4 separate regions of the Mus musculus genome follow, and all the other regions are linked to region 1. The links are chromatin loops, found by intact Hi-C in ENCODE. Cell type or tissue: heart. All regions are shown on one strand. Each heading gives the region's core, and the rest is flanking DNA. Links, peaks and the distances in the headings are about the cores only. Region 1 holds the start of Esf1 (ESF1 nucleolar pre-rRNA processing protein homolog). Region 2 holds the start of Macrod2 (mono-ADP ribosylhydrolase 2). Region 3 overlaps Macrod2 (mono-ADP ribosylhydrolase 2). Region 4 holds the start of Tasp1 (taspase, threonine aspartase 1).

What was found. Peaks named below come from ENCODE experiments on the same cell type or tissue, not always from the same donor. Only the 100,000 strongest peaks of a DNase experiment are listed, where the experiment ranks them.
Region 2: it touches region 1 in a loop (6-fold over the local background); 8 of 42 quality-filtered maps call a loop at or near these places.
Region 3: a loop joins it to region 1, with 7 times the contacts of the local background. A loop is called at or near these places in 8 of 42 quality-filtered maps.
Region 4: a loop joins it to region 1, with 5 times the contacts of the local background. A loop is called at or near these places in 6 of 42 quality-filtered maps.

What each region holds. Positions count from the first base shown.
Region 1 is chr2:140,167,823-140,173,365 of GRCm38, reverse strand. Esf1 (ESF1 nucleolar pre-rRNA processing protein homolog) reads left to right here and starts at 2,808. Exons shown (of 14, transcript NM_001081090.1): 1 at 2,808-2,889; 2 at 4,911-5,543. The coding sequence starts at 4,952. It overlaps Ndufaf5 (NADH:ubiquinone oxidoreductase complex assembly factor 5), which reads right to left and starts at 2,720. Exons shown (of 11, transcript NM_027093.4): 1 at 2,433-2,720; 2 at 1,299-1,339. The coding sequence starts at 2,654. In heart, for the core only: no CTCF peak of the experiment used is centred there; a DNase peak (open chromatin) is centred at 2,765; H3K4me3 peaks cover 2,540 bases; H3K27ac peaks cover 1,815 bases.
Region 2 is chr2:140,392,337-140,397,879 of GRCm38, reverse strand. It overlaps Macrod2 (mono-ADP ribosylhydrolase 2), which reads right to left and starts at 2,450. Exons shown (of 19, transcript NM_001013802.3): 1 at 2,159-2,450. The coding sequence starts at 2,204. In heart, for the core only: no CTCF peak of the experiment used is centred there; a DNase peak (open chromatin) is centred at 2,549; H3K4me3 peaks cover 1,894 bases; H3K27ac peaks cover 1,375 bases.
Region 3 is chr2:140,424,724-140,430,266 of GRCm38, reverse strand. All of the region lies in intron 2 of Macrod2 (mono-ADP ribosylhydrolase 2), which reads right to left. Among named protein-coding and RNA genes, the nearest start is that of Gm23846, 13 kb to the left of the region's middle. In heart, for the core only: a CTCF peak has its summit at 2,798 (motif pointing right); no DNase peak of the experiment used is centred there.
Region 4 is chr2:140,063,008-140,068,550 of GRCm38, reverse strand. It overlaps Tasp1 (taspase, threonine aspartase 1), which reads left to right and starts at 1,746. Exons shown (of 14, transcript NM_001159640.2): 1 at 1,746-1,797. In heart, for the core only: a CTCF peak has its summit at 2,706 (motif pointing right); a DNase peak (open chromatin) is centred at 1,750; H3K4me3 peaks cover 2,200 bases; H3K27ac peaks cover 1,559 bases.

The sequences.
Region 1 (5,543 bases), core at 428-5,427:
AGATGTTCCTTCTCAAGTCATTCCCTGTAGAATCTGTATTACTATTACCAATGCTTAAGATAAAATGAGCAATGTCTTGTGGATCTCCTTTTCCTCTTGCTGGGCAGCGGGGGTGGGGGGAGGGGGGATAGGGATGGGGGAGCAGAAGCAGAGAGCTCCCGAGAGAAAGCTTCAGTGAGACAGCTCTACTTTAGTGATCCAGGGGTAGGGTATATAAGGGCTCTTAGGTTTAGGGGTGGAAAGAGTCCACTGGTCATAACACAGTACCTCATTATCATATGGGAAGGGGGCAAGAGTGAGCCTTATGCTGAATCATACAGAGATTGCAGCAAGCTCTTTGCAGGGTTATCCTCCAAATAAGGTCAGACATCTGTATTCAGACACTAACAAACAAGGCTAGATAGAGAAATGGAAGCCCCTCTGAGAAAGGGAGTCTTCCACTTTGCACTGAGCTTAGAAAGCTATCCAGACATGGTGGGCTGCAAACCTTACTAGCAGGGTTCTCCAACAGGTCTCACCTATACTAACTGGAAAACAAATCTAGATAGACTTTTTTTTCCTTCACTCAAACTGCAGAAGATTCTATTGTTCATTTCAATAAAACCTAAACTTAAGTTTAATAAATCTTAAAATTTCACATGTAGTTAAATTTTTAATTCCATATTTTGAGCAATCTATCTAAATTTGGGCTACATGAAGTAGATCAGTCATTCAGGCTTGAAGAAAGCTACAAGTTTTACATTCATAATTTAAAAAAAGAAAAATAAAAGTTACCAATGAAGAAAACAGCATTTAAATACCTAATAAAAAAAAAAAGAAAAGAAAACAGCATTTGCTTTCCCGGACAAGAAAAAGAATAAGCAGGAGTGGCTGTGTATGCTTATAATCTCAACATTTAGAGGCAGAGGCAGGAGGAGTGCCTCCTGGGCTACATAGTGAGACCCTATCTCAAAAATCTAAAAAGAAAGATGTTTACAGTGAGTTAAATCTCTAATCCTGCCAATACATTTCTCATACTCAACTACTCCACGTAGCAAACTCACATCACTTAATTTCCAGTCTTCATTCAACATCAGATTTTGTTCTTAACCAGGACTGGAGAAGCAGGTCTATAGTCTCAGATACTTAAGAACCTAAGAAAGGTGGGCTGTCCAAGCCTAGTTCAAGGTATAGCTTAGGAGTTAGAGCAAGTTGTCTGTTTTGGGAAAAAGACAGAGAGACAGACTGGGAGAGGGGAGCATGGGAGAAAGGAGCAGGGAGAAGGAGAGACTGCATCTCACTGAAATAGCATCTCCTACCTGGCTATGTCATAAACACGGTCTGCAATCCGACTTCCAACCTGGAAAATTTCAAGAGTCAATGGGTTAAATACACCAAGCAGGCTTAACAGAAAAGTAACTTTTTTTCCTAAGATTCAACATATGTTTCAAAACAGAAGTGTTTCCTTCTATCCCATTTGCTATTGTCCCACAGCAACTTCCTTTACAAATACTTTATTTTTTTATTATGGAAATAATAAAATACCCTGAAAACAAACGGAAGCAAATTACTTTAGAAGCAAATTTAATGAAATCAAAATTAACGATCTCCTTGGTGTGGCAGTTTATGTCTATAGTCCTTCGATTCAGGAGTAAGCAGGATTACCACAAGTCTGAGGCCAGTCTGGAATACACGGTGACTATGAGTTCCAAACCAGGATATATTAAAAAGACCCTTGTCTCGGAAACTCAAACCCAACATCAACATCGGGAGGCTGAGGCAGGTGGATTTCTATGAATTCGAGGTCAGGCTGGTATATATTACATAATAAATTAAGACAGCCAATGCTTGCAAATTAGTAAACACCAAGTCTGGAAAAGTATAGACGACCATCTCCTAAACACAACATAAAAGAAATCGTATGGTAAGTACCACCCTTCCCCGGACTGGCGTCATCCGGGATGCAGTCAACTATCCACACCTTGTACTCAGTCTCTTACAAGCTTTTCTTGAACAGAATGGAAGGACTTATTGAAGGCCTCTACACGTCCTTTTGGCCTTAGGAGTTTTGCACTTTTCCTTTTCCTAGGAGACTCGTCCCATCTCTCATCTCGGCTCAACTAATCTCTCACTTTTCGCCATAACAGCCATTCTTGACCACCGCAGTCACCAATACCGCTATCTCACTTTTTCTTCACCTTCCTTTTGCTGCAATTACATTCCCTGTCTATGTGTCTCCTACTCACTCCTAAATGATCTTGCTTTTCCCTGGAACTCAAGCAGTGTTTGCAAAGCGAATGAATGATTGCCCCGCATGCTATCGGAGCCTCTCGTGCTTCCCGGAAAATCAGAAAGGCTCTAGAGAGTGAAGCTTCTCAAGGTCACACAGTCGGGTGGGTGGGTCCGCCCTACCCGGCTCCACGCCTCCCTCCGTCGCAGCCCCACAGTCTCACCTCCTCCTTCAGGTAGTCAAATTTCATGGGGTCGGGCTGCCGGGCGGCCCAATTCTTCTGCTTCCTCTTCAATTCCCTGTCGAAGATGTTTAGGGCTCTGGGCGAGGTGCTGCCCGAAGGAGGGACACCAGAAGCGACCTCCCTGCGACTGCCGCTCGATGCAGAGACCGCTGGCCGGCCAAGCAGTGGGCAGAGGCGCAAAAGAACGACCTTTCGCAGCATCTTCAGCCCGGGCGCCACAGCAGGGCATGGTTTCTATTAGGCGCATGCGCCAACGGGACTACGACTAGCGCAGTTCCAAGGCGGAAGGTTGAAGTAGTTTGGCCCAGCTCGCGTGCCGTTAAGACGGAGCGTCTCGCGGAGGATTGTGGGAGTGCGCTCCATGTGAACTCAGACTGGGATCTGAGAAGAGTGGTGGGAAACTGTGCGGTCGCCCGTCGGGCTCTCCTTGGGATTTGTGAGTAGCCCCTATAGTCCGGTCCCTTTCTGGCCTCATTGTTCTCTTCAGAGCTGCTTCTCGAGAGAGACAGAGAACGCAGCCGAGTAACTTGCCCCGAAAGTTTGTGAGGTGGGAAGATGGTTCGGGACGAGCTGACCTGGAGCTCCCAGGCCAGAGGGTGGGTGGACTTGAGGGAGACCGGGAAGCGTTTCAAGTGCTGTCCAGTTGCTTTCGCTCCTCTGAACATCCCATGTTCGCCGTGGGCTTCCATTTCCAACATTCACACGCACTGCAGTTGGTTGAGGTGGTAGCTGTGTCGTACAGCTGTTCCAGGTGTTGTAGTATCTCTCTCTCTCTCTCTCTCTCTATTAGAATGTAAAGGGTTCTGAAGTAAAGCAACACTGTAATTCCAGTATTGAGGCCGAGAGACAGAAGTGATTGCAGTTCAAGGCTAGGCTAGCCTGTTGTGATGGCGTACAGTCTGTCGCAGGAGTGAGGGGCGTAAATACTGTCTTGTTTGGTCAGTCAGCTTTTATTCATACAGAAACTTCTGACTTTTTTGCAAAGTTGAAATCTGGAGAAATCCAACCACCAGGGACGCTTTACAAAGGAACATTAGGCATACAAACTTCTGTGAGCGTTTTTGTGTGTTTATAGCCTATCTAGGCCTTAGTCACTTTGAGAATAAAATGTTATAAAAAAGCGACATTTGGGACTGGATAGATTGCTCAGTGGTTAAGTGCACTGGCTGCTGGTCTTCAGTGGACCTAGGTTAAATTTCCAGCATCCACTTGATGGCTGACTATTGTCCAGTCAGTAAAACCAGTTCCAGGGGCTCAGAAGACCTCTTCAGGCGTCCATGGGCAGGAGGCACAGAAGTGATATGCAGACACACATGAATACTTAACACCCATACACATGGAAAAATTTATTAAGAAGAACGTGACAATTGTTAACTGTAGTTTGAGACTAATTTGGGTCTTGATAGAAACTAGGATTTATAGAAATAACACTAAGGTAAATCTGATTTGATTTTTTTTTAAATGCCCCTCATTAGTTAAGAGACAGCTTTGTAAAACCAAAAGCTTATGCAATTATGAAGTAAACATTAACAAAGAGAATGAAACAAGACTATGAAAACCCAATTAGACCAGCTGAGATTTCAGAATCTTTTGTTTTTGTCTTCCTGTGTCTGTTGCATCTGTAGATGATTACATCAGCCCACATACCCATGCACGTGTGTGCTCATATGTTTGGAAGGGTGCTTGTATATGGAGCCAGAGGTGATGGCTAGTGTCTTCCTCAATTGCTCTCCACTTTTTTTTTTTTTTTTAAGCAGAACCTCTCATTGGAACCTGAAGCTCCTCAAGTAAGCTAAGTTGGATGATTAGGGAGTGAGTCCTCTTGTCTCTGGGATTACAGGCATTCAGGGTTTGTTTGTTTGTTTGTTTGTTTGTTTTATGTGTGTGTGTTCTGGAGTATCAAATCCATGTTGTATTTGTATTACAAGCGCTTCGCTGATTCAGCCTTCTCCCCAGCATCTGTCTTTGGTTTCTTGAAACAATCTCACTAGGTAACCCAGACTGACCACCAATTCCCTATGAAACTATCTAAGATCTGGCCTCATAATAAGCATGATTCTGCCTTCAGAATCTTGGTTTTACGTGTGTGGCTCTATGCACCAAGAATAATCTTTTAATTGATGGCAAGTACAAGCTAGAACTATAAAAATTCTGAGGGCAGTCAGCTACTAAACATTGCCCTCCTCAAAACCCTAGGTTTATAAAACCTTGGTTTACAAGTTTATTTCAAGTGATCTGTAAGGGAAGGATTATATTTTGCTATGCCTTTATTTTTTATGTTTGACCCAGAATAGTTTGGGTAGGTGAAATTAAATTTAAGTTGTCTTAATGTTGTGTATTTAGAGAGAGAGTGAGAATGAGAATGCATACATACACAATGAACAAATGTGGTTTTAAAAAATATTTTAATTATTAACCATTCATCATTGTAATATTTATCTATTTATTTATTTTTAGTATTTGGTTTCTCTGGATATTTCTTCATTAAGACTTTAAAAATGTCATCCAAACAAGAAATAATGGATGACCAGCGGTTCAGGCGGGTTTCAAAGGATCCCAGATTTTGGGAAATGCCAGAAAAGGAACGAAAAGTCAAAATTGACAAGAGGTTTCGAGCCATGTTCCATGATAAAAAGTTTAAATTGAACTATGCTGTTGATAAAAGAGGTCGTCCTATCAGTCACAGCACTACAGAAGACTTGAAGCGCTTCTATGACCTTTCAGACTCTGATTCTGATCTCTCTGATGAAGAAAGCAAAATACTCAGTCAGAAGAAAGCGAAGCAGAAAAAAAAACAGACCAAAAAAGAAGCAAAGTCAATTGAAAAGCCGATTGAAGAGAAAAAAAAAGAAACCAAGAAAACTGACCAAAAGGATTCTATAAATAAACATGACTTAAATAATTCTGAAAGAGTTCAGAAAATGAAAAACTCACAGAAACCTCAGAAGATAGATTCAGAAATAAGTCCCAAGAAGGATAATGAAGAATTTCTACAAAATAAAAAAAAGAAAAGGGGTACCACTGACCTTAGTGTAGAAGCTTTGCCCAAAGGAAAGCTAAGGACCAAAGATTCCAGTACCTCTGAAATGG
Region 2 (5,543 bases), core at 395-5,394, 220 kb before region 1:
TGAGCTGCCTTGTCTAGCCCCAGTAGGAGAAGATGCACCCAGCCTTAGTGCATCTTCATATGTCAAGACTGGTTAATATTAATGGGAGGTCTCCCCTTTTCTGAAAAGTAGGAGTCATGAGTGGAAAGAAAGGGGAAAAGGACTGTGGGGAGAGAATGTAGGAGAAACTTTGGTTAGTACCTTAATTAATTAATTAATTGAAAAGACTTGGTTATATTTTTCCTATAAAAGAAACAAAAGGCAAAAACAGTAAGATACTGAAAATTCTTAAATGTCTGCTTATCACAATCTATGTGTATAGATGTTACTTTAGGAGCAGTTTGTCTAATATAGTAAAAACAGTTCTTAGGTAGTCACTATAATTTCAATGGTTCATGTTACCAAGTACAATGTAAATTGATTTTACACTATATTTTACTACCATCAATGATGCAAAGCTGGAGAGATGGCTCAGCAGTTACAAACACTAGCTTAACTAGTTAAGAACACTTCCAGAGGTCCTGAGTTCAATTCCCAGCAACCACATGGAAGCCCATCTATAATGGGATCTGATGCCCTCTTCTAGCAAACAGGTGTGCATGCAGATAGAACACGGATTAAATAAACAAATAAATAAATAAATAACTTTTCCGATGCTCACATTAGTGTGTTCAATTTAAATTGCTACTACAAAAGCTAAGCACTAATAAAACGTCTCACTAGTTCACGTACCTGGCTCTTTCCTGATCTGTTTGCTTGTTTAGTTTTCCCCAGCACCAGGTGTAGGGGCTCACTGAGGTCAGCATGTGCTCTACCTGTGAGCTATGTCCCAGCCCTGCAGTCAAGCTCTCAAGCTAAAGAGTATTTGTTCTGTGACACTTTGACTTTTAGTTCTCTCAGCACTCACACTCATTGAAACAATGACACTAAAGCGAATCTTTCAATATTTAAAGGATACTTTAACTGCGCTACTCGACCATATTCATACTTCCCTGCAGTTGATTTGAATACTCCCTCCTCGATACTTTTTTTTCATAAAGCAGGCACTACTTAGAGAATTGTTTCTAATTCTCACTTTTAAGTCCATTGTTTGGTCAAAAGGTTCACAAAGGACAGAGACTTGCAACAAAAATGTTTAACAAGCTATCAGCAAGAAAATCAACTTTCAACTGAGTTACCCCCTTTAGCCCCGTTCCGTAAGAAGACAGTCCTGAGGAAATGGTACACCCTTGCTCCATCTTTTATATGCAAATTTGGTGCAAGTTGGTAGTAGCAATGCAAATAGTTTTTCTGAAATTGGGGTCGGAGGTTGAGGTAAGAAAACAGGTTAAAAGAGAAGAAAGAAAAAGATGAAGAAAAATATGCCAGAGAATCAAGCATTACATCACAATATGACCTATGAAACTGAGATGAGACAGACAGGAGGAGAAAAAGAACTTATCGCACAGTTCTATTTCTTAAAGGAATCCGTGCCGCTGTCAATCTAACGGATTTGGATAAGCCTCGATGTGCACAAAACTCAGGGATGGAAGGGTTCATTCACAGAGTGCTCGCTGTCTTACTCCGTGCGACTTCACACTATGAATGAGGATGCAACAGAGAACCACATTGCCGAGGAAAGCCCATTCAGACTTCTCCGAGGGCACTTATTCTCTCCGACAAGATGCTCCTTTTGGGTTCCAAATTTCAAAAGTCACACTGCAGCTGAGCATAGCGGGGACCCCAGCCACTTTGGGATGTCAGGAGGACAGAGGCTGGGACCGGAGGAAGGCAGGTGCGGGTGCAGATGCTCCCCAGGCTCAGCAACTGCAGCCAGAGCGACACCGGCCGGCCGGCACCGGTCCGCGGGACACCCGGCGGGAGGTACAAAGTGCCAGCTGGGGTCCTGACCAACTTGTACCCTAGCCCGGGGGCGCGCGCCTGCCGGGAGGCGAGCACGCGGGGTAGGAGGTGACCCGGCGCCCGGAGGGGTGTGCGCCCACAAGTGCGCGAGCCGCAGGTGCCCGGGCGGCGCGTGGCCGGTGGCGTGCGCGCGCGTGGACGCGGCCGCGGGCAGGAGCGGCACCGGCCGAGAGAGAGAGGGCGCGAGGAGGCTGCGGGCGGAGGGCGTCGCGCCGCCCCGCCGGGCCCCCGCCCCCACCCACCCGCCGCCCGTCCCCGGGGTCGCGGGGCCGGTTACCTTTCTCCTCTCTCCACACCTTTTTCTTCTTGTTGCTGGGGTACATGCTGCCGTGGGGGTGGCTGGCTTTAAGCTGCAAGTTCCCCAGGCTCACGGGCAAACAGGGTGTGTGGAGTGTGGGGGGTGGATGGAGGGGACACTCGGGAGGGAAAAGTGCAAAGGCTCTGCGTCCCGCGCCGCTAGCCGCTGGCCCGTCGCCGCCCTCCTCCCTCGACCCGCCCGCTCTGCCAGGCGGCCGCCGCCACAGCAGCACCTCAGAGCCTGTCAACTAGGTCACGCCTCGCGCTAACCTAACACCCGCGCAGGCCCCGCCTCCCGGCAGCCAGGCAGCGCCGCCGCCCATTGGCTGCTCCGCCCGCCGCTCTCCCGGCTCTAGCCAAGGCGCGCCCCTACTTCAGCCTCAGGGCGCAGGCGCAGGCGCAGGCTTGGGCTCGACGCCGAGGACGTTGGGGAGCTGGAAGGGGCGGGGCCAGAGCTCGAGGAGCGGGGAGGCTGCTTCACGACGGAGGCGGGGCGTGCAGCCACCGCCTGCGGGGAGCGGGAGGAGCAGGGCCTGAGGGCGTGGCCTGCCAGCAGGTGTGCCTGATGACCCAGACCCCGCTGACAATGATGAGAGTCTAGGGGACTGTAGAATGAAGAAGAGGTCACCCGTCCTAGAAGTTGTAACCGCCTCGTCTGAACAGGTTTTACCTGACGCTTTCCTCTCGGTGGACAAATAGAACCAAAAGAAAAGATCCAGACCGTGTGCAACCCGCTGCTCAATCGTGGGTTAGAGATTTAGTTAGAATTCTGTGAAGTTTCAAAAGCTTCACAGTACACAGGGCCAACTCGAGAGTTTTAAGATCTGGTGACCAAAATGTATGAGAACCAAGTCCCACATCAAAGTAAATCCAACTAGTGCCTGGTTGTCTTTTATTCCTGATTGACTTCAAAACAACTTCTCATCCAAAGATCTAGCTCCATCCTAGGTAGTTCTCTCATGATTCAGGAAATCCAATTGCCAGAGAATCTACCTCAAGAGCAGTGACCTAGAACATAGAACTTTTGCACCCTCTTCTTTGCACCCCAAACTTATCTCTCCACGAAGCTGGCTTAGTGGATTTGGGAAACTCACATCTATTCATCAATTTAGGATCAATATAGTTATATGCATTGGCAAATAACTTTAGGGAACACGGTTTGTTCGTTTGTTTGTTTTTTAGAGTGGGTCTTTTGTAGCTCAGGCTTGCCACAATTTAGGGATTCTCGTGCCTCAACCTTAAACTGCCTTCCACCAAAGAGAAGTAAAACGCATTAAAATAATAATAATAATAATAATAATAATGACAATGACAATGACAAAGAAAAGGGAAAAGAGAGACCAAGCTGAGAATTGTAAAGAATGGAAGAATGTTTGAGTAATGAGACTTAAAAATGAATTCACAACATCATAAAACAGTAATATTTATTTTGACATTTTTCTTTGGGATTTTTCTTTAAATGCTATCAAATACATAAAACATTATTTTTGTTGGGAGAAAAAAGCTTCAAGAAGGAAGCCTTTGAAATCACACTGATAATGAAATAAGAAGGGCTTTGACTCATGTAGAATCCAGATAAAATGGCAATGGGGTAGACTTTGGGAGGAAAGATGACGAAGTTCTCATGGATGGTCAAGGCAGTGTTAACATTAACCAAGAGGTGTGGTTTGACACATGGAGGATGTCCCTCAAAGGACCAAGCATCCAAAGCTTTCTTCCTGAATGTGCCACAATTCCAAGGTGGTGAGACCTTTAAGAAGTAGGTCCTAGGGATGTCACTGAGGCCTGTTTCCAAAGAGAATTATGAGAGTCTTGTTTGTGCTTCTCTGCTTTCTAGCTTGACATGTAACATTCCATCCATGATGTGGCACCATCACCAGAGACTCATACTAATGGGGCCACCTAGTCTTGGACTTGAGCCTCCAGGACCATATGGCAAAATGGGGGTACCTTTATTTCCTAAGTAGCCTGCCTTGGGTATTTCATGATGTCATTATGAGCCAGATCAGCATCTAAAGATCATATTTCATTCAGGAAAAATTTGACTTATTTAAAAGTCCTCAACGTTAGGTGTCTGCCAGAGAGTGCTTCCTACCAGGTAGCTCTTCCTCAGGGAGGCTGCACACCAGCCTAGGGTCCTTCCACCATGTCCTTCCACCATGCTGCACTGTTAACATCTCATGTCAGCTCAAAGGCTTTTATTGTGTTGAGCCAATGATATTTACGAAGTAATGGTTTAAGTACTTAGTGGTAATTATTATAATAATAAAAAGTATCATTCCAAAAAGGTTAAACTGTCTCTCAAACATTCCGGAAATGTTCAGCTCTCAAAACAGTTCATGATTCTTCCCCTCCATTTGATCTCCTTGGAGTGCTCCTGTCTGGATACCTTTGTTGCACGCTCAGGTAAGCAGTGTGAAAAGCCAAGCGCCACCCAGGTCCTTCTCGTGCCTTCGTGTTCATATCGAATCTGCTCAATTTTACCTTGTGGATTAGTCTGCAATGCTCTAGTTTCCAACAGAAATGCTGTCTGGATCACCCTGAGCCACTAGAGAAACTTCCTCACCAGCCTCGCTGTTCACTTCTGACCTCTACCCAGTCTCTTCACCACCACATCTCTCACTGTCTTGTCAGAGAAGACCATGCCATCCCATTGGTGGAAATTAAGGACTTTTATTGCTCTTTGCTAAGGACTGAATTGTGTTCCACCCACCTCAATATTTCTGGGTTTGTAGTCCTTCGATGCAATGCAGTTATATCTGGAAAGAATATTGTTAAGAGGCAGGGTCATAGTCTGATAGGACATAACCTTTTTAATGGGAGAGAGAGCTGGCCTTCCCTCCCTTGCCTATCCTTTCTCTGCCATATAAAAATACAGAGAAAGCAGGTGTCTTCAAGCCAACAGGAGGATCTTCATCAGAACTCTACCACCCTGATATCCTAATCTCAGGCCCTCAGCCTCCAAAAGAGTGGGTAACTCTTTCTGTTACTTAAGCCCTCTATTCTGTGGTATTTTATTTTGGCCACACTAAGTTTACTAGTACAGTCATGAAGAATGGAGTGACCATCTTCCACCATTCCAGCCCTATACCATTTTCTACCCACATCGCACCCCCAATCTGTAGTCTAGATATACCCTCATTTATGAATTTTCATTTGTTTGAGCATACCTTGTCCTCACCACATGGCCTTCTTCCATGTCAACACTACATCTGAAACATGATTTGTGTGATTAACTTATTCTCATCCTTTTGACACTACTTTAGCATCATGTTCTTAGGTCTGGCATTGCTTGTATATACCTGTGATCCCTACACTCAGGAGACTGAGACCAAAAGACTGTAAGTTTCATACCACCCTGGGCT
Region 3 (5,543 bases), core at 227-5,226, 260 kb before region 1:
GAGGAAGAACAGTGTCTTTCTGTGCCTTGCTTACCTCAATTAGTATAGTAGTTTCCAGTTTCGTTAAATTTCCTGGAAATTTCATAGCTTCGTTTCTTTAAAGCTGACTAGAATTCTATTACATATATGTATCTCATTTTCATTATCATTCATCAGTTGGTGAACTCTAGGCTGGTTTCATTTCCTAGCTATGGTGCACAGACCCCTGCTGAACATGTATATGCTGGTATATAGAACATAATTTCCTTTAAGCACATGTCCAGGAGTGGTAGCTGGATCATATGCAAATTCTACATTTAGCTTTTTGACAAGCTGACCATACTGAGTTCCATAGGGATTCTGTGCTTCTATACTCCTACCAACACTGAATATGTGTTCCCCTCTCCACACAACTTCACCAGCACGTGCTATTTTTAATATAGCCATTCTGACTGAAGGGATATAGTACATGTCTGATATTACAAACCTTGTCAAAAGCCTATAGTAGGGGAGGGACTAGGTCCAGGCAGGAGAACAGACCATCATTTCCCTAAGTGAATGTATCAAACTGCCTTCTACATATTTCTGTCCATAAACTAGTGCAGTTCTCAGGAAGGGGCAGAGAAGCTCCTTTCTACAGAGGTAATGAAAAGTTAATGAAGAGACTCCCAACTGGTCAAAGCAGAGAGAATAAAGTGACTGATAAGTGTTCAACTTTAAATAGGACATCAATATCACTCTTCCATTCAAGGACCAAGGAGCATCACACAAGAAGAGGAGAAAATAATATGTGCCAGAGAATGTCAAAGACAGTCCTGAAATGCTACCACCCAGATGTGACACTGCCATTACAGCCATGAACACGGAGCAGGTCTGGATACTTGCCCAGGACTCAGCCCTCCAGCTTTCTATCAAACTCACTGAAAAGGTGACCATGAAACTCCACCCCTTCCTAAAGAGCTAGTGACCATTAATGGGTGCTGGGAAAGAAAGGGTCATTTTCCCTAATGGTATAGCTATTGAGGGGCTAGGTGAGAAGAAGGGGTCAAGAGAGAAAGTAAGGGGGTGATAGAGTGTAATAAGGGAGACTGGGTTTTTTTTATAATACATTATGTGTATGAACGTGTCAAAAATACAGAAAAGGTTATACAATTCTGAAAAGCAATAGCCAGAAATATATGTATGACCTAGGGATATAAAGAAAAGTCATAAGACTATGAAAGTAAATACAAAGATTTAATTTTTAAAAATAAACACTTATTCTTCAGGAAACATGCCCAAAGGAACTCGTGTTCTCCTCACTAGACAGTAATTCAGAACAAGAAAATGTAAGCCTATTTGAAGACAAAGAAGGTATCTAGAGGCTTCATTATTTTACTTTTCACATTCAAATTTTCAGTAATTATTCACAGTGGGAAACACGGTCAAGTTTCTCCTCCCCCCAGTTTAGATAGCCAAATAACCTGCAAGATTTATTGGAAAAGGTTACTATTAGTTAACAAAAGTGAAACCCACTATGAACGTATCAATAATGAACTTTTAAGAATCAAATAAAGAATAACTAAAACATGTTAAGAACTGAGAAAATGATAAGCAAACAACAGTTATATATAATTTTAATATTTCTCCTAAATACACAATGGTTGAAGTAGTCATAAACAATGTATATCTGAGTTATATATATATATCACCTTATACCCCACAGAGAGTGCACCTTGTTTCTCCATGCTTGAGAAACATTTTAAATGCTGCTTAAAATGTACCAAAAGAAAAATTCACTCTTGAAAAATAATCACACATGCTTTATTCTTTTATCAATATTTTAAACCAACGTACTTCACAATTTTAAAATAACCTAAATAATTTTAAAGTTTTTATTTTGTTGTACATATATGCATTTATTTTTTTTTTTTATGTATGGGCATGTACACAGAGAGGCCAGAAGTCAACGTGGAATGCTGTTCTCCTGTAACTCTTGACCTTATTTATTGAGACAGTCCTTCATGCAGCCCGGACTGACTGGCCAGGCAGCACTGGCGCTCTACCTTGTTCCAGTGCTCCAGGTGCAAATGCATGTCATCAAGACCAGCTTTGATACAGGCGCTTAGAATCCCAACTTAAGTCTTCACATTTGTTCTCAAGCACTTTAGCAACCAAGCCATAGCCCCTGCTCCCTAACTAAGTCAAGGAAATTCCAGAAATTACAGGTCCATTATAAACTGTATCTGTGTAGATATATATAATGGCATTTAGTCAGTTATACTAGGAAGCAAAAAGTAAACTTACACAGAGAGAGAGGGGGGAAGAGAAGAGAGAAATAGAGGGACTGGAAAACCAAATTATTAGAAAAACTAGAAAGAAACAGATTGATTTATTCAATTAGAGAGTTAGAAAATAACAATTCAAAACAAGTTATAGGGCCTATAAAACAAATATATACATATTTAAACTCTAATTAAATATTTGAAGGGAAAAAAAATCTAAAACATAAAATTGACATTGATAAAAGGACTTTATTCACCTATGGCGGAGACTAATATAAAAAATTCTACACTCAGTGTATAAAATTTTTAAAATTAATAAAGTTGATAATTAAGGAACGTACATGCTAATACAAGAAAATGTGACAATTCATGATTAATTTTAGTTTTTGTTCCAGAGCTCATGATATCTTCCTAATATCATTCAACAATAAAAGCCATGGCATAATGAGCAAAACTGATGAGAAGGAAGAAACTCAACGCAGGCTAAGGCAGAGAACTAGTAAGATATGGAGATGGGGGCCATTTCTCAGAAATTATGCATGATGGAAAGCTATCACTAGAGGGCAGCATTGCAAAGATTATTTTTTAAAAGATGCTTAAGGAGGAGGTACCACAAAAGTACAACACCCTCCACTGTTTACATTCATTTCTTTAGGTAATAAAATATGTTCCCGTGGCTGAACAATTTGGGGCATGTTTATAACACGATTCATAATTAGGCAAGAAAAATCAATCCCACGTTTCTCCTTTTTAAACTAAAATGTATAGGTTAATACTTGTTTGAAGTTTCACAAAACAGACTAGATTGAAAATCTAAGTACATTAATATAAAATACTGTTTCCTAAACTAGCTTTGGTATACAGAACATTTGATATTTGAAAATGAACACACCTGTCTTTGTATTTTTATGATATTGAAATATATATATATATATATCAGTAACAAAATTGTATCCTACAAAAGACTATTCTCAAACACGTGCCTATACATTGTTCAGTCAGAACACTGAGCACTGAGAAACACCTCTAATGACTGAGAAAGGCAAGAATGACTTCTGGCATGGAATGTCAGTGCTTGAATTGTCACAGCTCAGTTTTCTGGCTTCTTTGAAACTAGTTTTGACAAACATACCAGAGCCACATTTGAAGGACTATTCATAATCGTCTAGTTGACATCCAAGGAAGGTAAATATTCTTTGGTCAAACACCAATTTATTGACCCAAGACACTGATTGATTTATTTTGTCATCTTCAGTTCGTTATGGTCCCTGTCAACAGCCATTCTCAAAGCTGAGTGTTCCCTGTATTCTATTTTTGTCTTATATAGATTTTTTTTCTATAAATAAATTCCCACCCAACTTCACAGAGGGCTCTCCATATCTCAATCTCTACACAACTTCTTATACCTGCTCATTATCTAGCTCTACATCTTTATTCTATGAATACCTCAATATAGTATGGCCAAACTTAACTCTTCCTCAAAACTGTATGATCACTCCTAGTAGGTAATGCCCAGTCTATCTGACATTAATGCTAGCTTATTTTTTTCTTTATGGTACTAGAGCAACTGCCTCAGTTTGACCAGTTTCTGGTAAGACACAGATATGCAAATTTTCAAGTGTGACTTTCTTGGGGTGAGAGAAACATGCTTCTTGTTCTTTTTCTACAGAACCAGCCTCCCTCCAAGTGTCAGAACATTACCCTATCCCTTGTTCATCTCATCCTCTGAATCTCTTAAGAAAACTGAGGCTGATTCTGTATTTGGGCTGGTGCTAAGTCTTAAATTTAGTCCTTCCAATTCTTCCCCTAATCTTAATAGTAATGATCCCTTTCAAATGCAAAATACAAAACAAAAACCACTTTGGGAGATCCCTTGTTATCTCTAAGATAAGATACCCAAGGCCAAGAGGATTTCCTGTAACTAAACCACCCATGCTTTTTTTGCAGACTTATCTTCCAGCATGCAGTCTTCTATGAGCTGTTACTGTAACAACATGCACTTGGCAGGCAATACCCTCTGCAGCATTCACATATCCACTTCTACCCAATATTAACTGCCTATTCAGGGAATATTTCTTCAATCTTCTACATCTACTCTTGGCAGTCTCTAAGAATCACCCCTTGAAAGCTTTTATCACAGGGTTGGGGGTGGAGAATCACTCTTTACAAACATCCTCCATGAGAGATCCCATCTTACCTTCCAATATGCTGAGCATGAGCTCCCAGTAAAGGTTGAAAGGAGCTTTACCCCAGCAGACACAGCTTAGTCTCCTGAACTCAATGAACTTTACCTACCAGTAATTCAAGTCACAAACCTGGGGGAAACAACAAATTACTTTCCCAAAACTCAGACAGGCTTCACTTCCTTCAGGGCCTTTTAGGGGAGGATCCTTCCCATCTCTCACCTTCCGGTGATTCCAAATGTCTCTTGGCTTGTGGCCATAGTACCCCATGTTCTGCCCTGTTCCTGGCTCTTCCTGTGTTTCTTACTATGACATTGGTCACTGACTTAACCAGATAATCCAAATGTTCTCCTTATCTTAGTCCTTTGGCTAAGTTAGGTCACCACAGGTTCTGGGAATCTGAACTTGAACATTATGTTTCAGGGACCAACCCACTGCCAATAACATGCTGAATATTCCATAGGGAGACATCCAGTATGCAACATGGATGCCAGAGACAGGTCAAGATGTAGTGACAGCTGTAATGAAAATGTTTCTAGAGCCTGTAAACTCCAGAAAGTGAAGTTGTATGCCTCCGCAAGTGCACAGCCTCTTCAGGTAATGATCTCAAGGAGAGGGAAGCCAACAACAGCCTTGATAGAATAAACTGTTCTTTTCTATTTATGGGCAGGTTCATTTCCGCATGGAAACAATAAAAAGACACCTTATTTTGTCTTTATAGTACTAATAAAAAACATTTAAAGTAAACTTGTTAAGCTAAACTTAAAAATCCTTTTTCAAGAAATAAGCTGGAGAAAACTGGCAATTTTATCTGAGGAAAGCTTACTAATTCAGCTAGAAAGCATTTATAAAATGGAATATTCACCTGGAGCTATTTCTGGAAAATGAAAATTCATCATACAAAAAAATCATTTGACGAGACTTTTTTTATACAAGTTTCAAGGTAGGAGGATTGCTGTCTTTGATAACTTAAATGCCTAATGGTGTGTGCACTTGTGGGAGTAGAATGGGAACGCAAGGTTAAAGTCTTTAGAACTATAAATGAACCATTTGACAGAAAAGATCTGTACAACTACCAAGGAGTAATTTGGAATCTAATCTCTGATGATAAAAATTA
Region 4 (5,543 bases), core at 246-5,245, 100 kb after region 1:
ATTATTAAGAAGATATCTTAAACAATATAAGAATTATTAATTATGTGTTTGGGATTACCAGCAGATGAATTTTTTTTTCAATTCACATATTTTAATCTAGGGATGACAGGATAAAAATCACTAAACTCCTCATCCTCAAACTGCCTTCTTGCACTTCGTTCTTGATCATCTAAAAGCCCCGTTATTGGTTGCTCTCCTCTTCTGGGGCGTCGGGCTTATCACCCTTCCTGCTCCACCGCTAAGATTAAACCAAGAAATTCCACAATCCAGTAATGCTTTAGGTGCGTTACATTTACCCAAAGGGCTTGTTAAAAGACCAGCCTTTAGGGAGGCAGAGAGATAAGCGGATATGAGTTTGAGGCCAGCCTGGTCTACAAAGTGAGTTCCAGGACCACTAGGGCTATACAGAGAAACACTGTCTCGGAAAAAACAAAACAAAACAAAACAACAAACATTCATTTAGGTGGATTCTAAGAATTTGCATTTTTAAGTAAGAGTTTAGGTAATTCTAAACTGCTGGTCTGAGACCTCACATAGGATACATGTGAAAATACATGCTGAAACATCTCATCTAAAAATCCAAAACCTCAGCTGCTCCCACACTGTGCACAAAACTATTTAAAAATGCGTTACAAAATTACCTTTAGTCTCTGTGTATAAGGTCTGCATGAAATACAGCTGAGTATTTTTGCAACTGGAGTCTCATCCACTGCTTTGGTTTGGGACCAGGGACAAGGGACTGAGGCGCATATTTTACATACCAAAGCACACCTGAACTTCAGTTTCACTCAGCATCCCTCAGTCCCTTCTTGGCGAACCCTGCCCCAACCCTGAACTTTCCAGTCCAGCGGCCGAGCTGCCCTTCCCCCAGAGGCTCTTCCCTCTATAATCAAGATATTTTGGTCTCCCTTGTTTTCCTTCTCTTCTCTCACCTCCAATGCTCCCCTGGCCTCAATCCTTGGGGCCAGTGAACTCCCCTGAAAGCAACTTCCCAATATTCTGCCTTTAATATAATCTTAATTGGTTTGAATTGGCTCATTTCACCGTTGGAGAAATAACCTATCACCCAGGACGTTTTATTATGTATAAGCAAGTATTTCAAAATTTGAAGAAAAGAAAATTCCCAAATACTTCTCAAGTATCTCAGACGACTGATACCTAACCTGCAGTGTTCTATTCCTTCTAATCTCTGCTCCCCACAAACAGGCTGTCAAACCATTCTTGATACTAGTTACAAGGATTGCTACTGGCTCTTGGTCTTTGATCTTGGACAGTTAAAGACTAACTACCTTTTCTGACTCCCACTTAAACAAAACCTAGGTTGAATCCTGCTTTTCCATAGGGGTCAAGGCTACATGGATGAGGGAAGGGTTCTTCTGCAACGCCCTCATCAATGATGGCTACTATTTTCATAACGTGCAACCCGCTCGTCAGTCAACTTCGTGGGTAACAGGTAGACACATCCTCAAAGCTAATTACCGAGCACAATGAAAGCAAGGTGGGCAACGGCGATTGTATAGCTATGACAACAAACAAACCCCCAATAGGCCAATAAATACATATTTTAAAAAACCCTCAGATATCAGAAGCCAGAAATAACCGCGGAGTGTCTCAGCTCAAACGCTTAAAGAGAGAGACGCTATAGCCTAGGCGATTAGGACTCAGGCTCGCGGGGCGTCTGCTTCCGGCCACGTGTGCACGTCGACCAATGGAAAGGCTTTACGCCACTCCCGCTTCCTCACCCTGGCAACGGGCGAACGACTACTTCCTGTGTGTGAGTGCTCTGCGCTGACGCGGGTGAGTGTCCCTCGTTCTGACGCTGTCCGCGTCGCCGCTGCCTAGCCTCGGTCTCCGTATGGTCCGGCAGGCCCGCGTGGCGTCCTCACGCCACCGCTCGGGACGGCTCTCACGGCGCCACCTGTCCGGCCCGGCGCAGGGCCCCACGGATTCCCCGGCCCGGAGTTGTGGTCACGCGTGGGGGCCGCCAGTTCCCTTGGCTGCGGAGTTCTCGGAGCTCTTCGCGCGCTGTGCAGTCCCAGGCTACAGGGAACTCACGTGTCCCAGGTCCACAGCGGGCCCGGGATGTGTCACAGACAGATGTCGCGGTGGGGTCAGAGCTTCCCTGAGTCTGTTAGAGCCCGGGTTAGCGTCCCGAGGGACATGTAGCATCCAGTCAGTGTAGAGGTGGCTAGGACTGAGTCAGTGAAGATGCTGGAGAGGCGGGCGAGTAGCTGTAAACTGGAGGTGTTTTGAAGTAGAAGGCATAGGGATTCCTCCGAGTTCAACTTAATTATACCGAGGAGAGGAAGGGAAGGTTTATTGGGGGCCATTGAACCAAGACCTTTCTTTGAATAACAAGCTAAGGGAGTTTATCTTACGCACTCAGGCGTTTGGTTATTAGAAGCAGTGGCCGTGGTTATTAGAAAATGCTTGGGAATTGCAGAACAAGAGATTAACATAGTTGCCGCCACTAAGGATTTTGTGCTTTATAATTTCTTAGGTGTTGTAGATGTCACCGACAAGTGTATGTGTATAATATGGTTAAAACTAGAAATTGCAGTTTTGTATATGTTGCATTCATTGCACGGATAGATTGGTTTTGCCTTTTTTTGGGGGAGGGGAGAGGGTTATTTTAGTTTATGTGTGTGACTGCTTGCATCATAATGTCTGCACCGCGAGCATGGGCATATCCGTGCAGGCCAGTAGAGGGCATCTGGGGGAATCAAGGATGGATGTAAGCCAGCGAGTGGTGCTAGGAACTTACTCAGGTCCGCTAGAAGCAAGTGCTCTTTATTGCCGAGCTGTCTTTCCAACCCTGGTTATTTTATTTTTTTTCTTATTGAGGTGTAATCAACACAGTACCAAAATCCTCTTAAATTGTAAGCTTCTCTCTCCCCCTCTCTCATTTTAAGGATTCAAAAGTTGTATGTATGTCGTTGCTGTCTAGTTCCAGACCAATTTTTATCACCTTCCCCAGATATCTTGTGCCCAGTACAGTTACTTACCCTTCTCCAGTTTCCCCCAACTTCTGATCCATGGTTTAGTATGTATCTTTCTGTTTTGTACGGTTTAAGTAAATAGAAGTATGTAACAGGTGTCCTTTTGTGTCTAGCTTCTTTCAGTGAGCATAATGTTTTCAAGATTTGTCCATAGCTATGTAATAATGCCTCATTCCTTTGTGTTTATGTTACCCCCCCCCCCATTGATTCTGGGGATGGACCCGCACACATGCTGGGTGAGCATCCTACCACTGATGGATGTACCTCCCCCGTTCCTTTTTATGGATATGCAGTTGGATTGTTTGGTCCTTCGGGTTATTTTGGAATAATTCTGTACACATCATATTTGTAACTTTTTGTGTGGATATTTGATTTTAGTTTTATATTTGATCTTTTTGTTTTTTTGGTTATGTATATAGAAGTGGAACTTCTGGGTGGTTATGTTTGGAGAACTCAACAGACACTTTCCAGAATGATCACAGCACATTGAATCCTGCAGATAAGAAAGGTCTTCATCTCCAGACACCTGTTTTGATTATATGCGTCTTATAGTGGTACTAGGGAAATAGTGTCTCACTATTGTTTTGATTTTTATGATGAATAATCTTAAGCATCTATCTTTGTATTTATAAAACATTACATAGTTTTGGAGAAATATTTAAGTTGTTTGACTAGATATTTTAAATTTTATTTTATGTGGATGCATGTTTTGCCTGCATATATGTCTGTGTACCACATTCTTGCCTGTTATCAACAGAGGCCAGAAGATGGCATCAGGTCTCCTGGGATAGGACTTAAGAAGGTTGTGATCTGCCATGTGGGCGCTGGGAATCAAGAGCAGCCAGTTAGTGCTCTTAATCACTAAGCCATCTCTCCAGCCCTAGGTGGCTTTTATTTTTATTTTATTTTATTTTTTTTTGAGATGGGTCTTACTGTGGCCTGGAAATTCACTGTGTAGACCAATCTTGTGTCAAACATCTGACTTAAGAAACCATTTCTGAGGCTGGGTGTAGTGTGGCACCTGCCTTAAATCTCACAACACAGAAGGCAGAAGAAAGGGGATCTCTGAACAATTTCCAGGGTAGCCAGAGCTACATAATACAGGGATTTTTTTTTCTTTCTCTCAAATAGACCTTGTCTCCAAAAACTAACCGAGCAAGCAAGCAAGAAAGAAACAAAACTACCACCACCAAAAAAATAAAAATAAAAATAAGGCCTAGTGAGATGGCTCAGCGGTTAAGAACACTGACTGCTCTTCTGAAGGTCCTGAGTTCAAATCCCAGCAACCACATGGTGGCTCACAACCACCCGTAATGAGATCTGATGCCTTCTACTGGTGTGTCAGAAGACAACTATAATGTACTTATTTATAATAATAAATAAATCTTTAAAAAAAACAAAAATAATCCGGGCGGTGGTGGCACACGCCTTTAATCCCAGCACTTGGGAGGCAGAGGCAGACGGATTTCTGAGTTTGAGGCCAACCTGGTCTACAAAGTGAGTTCCAGGACAGCCAGGGCTACACAGAGAAACCCTGTCTTGAAAAACAACAACAAAAAACCCCAAACCAAACCAAACAAAACAAAAATGCTGAATCCAGAGTCAGAAATATTTATCTATGTATAATTGCCCGTTACTCTAAGTTTTATAGGTCTGACTGATAGTTTTGAAGTGCTGGATTCAGTGTACCTACAGGGAGGGGTAGGGCTTTACTCTGCCTTCTCTAATTCTCCCCACCCTTGCTGACTACCCAGCCCCACCCACCACCCACACCCCACAACACACACACACACACACACACACACACACACACACAATGGCCTGGATATGTTTATCTTTTGTTTTTGTTTTTCAAGATAGGGTCTCTCCATGTAGTCTTGCCAGTCCTGGAACTCCCTCACAGAGATCTGTCTGCATCTGCCTCCTGTGTCCTGGGATTAAAGGAGTATGTTCCCCGACCCTGGCCCTTCCCCCTTTGGCATTCATCTTGAAAATCAACTGACCATGAATAATGTTACTGTATAACCCATCCCTTTCTGTTGAATTCTTAAGTTGCATATGTGTTTAAAATCCTGTATTATTCTATATTAAGCATAGCATAAAAGACGTAAAGCTAACCAGGAGTGCTAGCACATGCTGGTAGTCCTAGAACTTGGGAAGTGGAAGGAAGATGATCAGGAGTTTGAGGTCAGCCTGGGCTCCATGAGACCCTATCTCACAAAATGAAGCAAAACAAAACAAATCATAACCAACCACCCAAAACAACCAAAGGAAGACTAAGCTTTTTCTGTATTTAAAATTTAGGTGGAAAGTGTTTCTAGGAGTAGAATTACAGATTAAACATGAATATACATTTGTTCTGGAACTCTTTTAATGAAGCATGAAGCTGTCAATGTCATGATACCAAACTCACAAAATACTGTGTTTGTTTTTTAATATGGAATAGCTTCTCACTTCATATCCATGAGTGGGCTGAAACCAATTCTGGATACCAGGCTGGCGTTGAGTTTGCAGTGACCCTCCTCTGTGCCTCCCTTAAGGGCT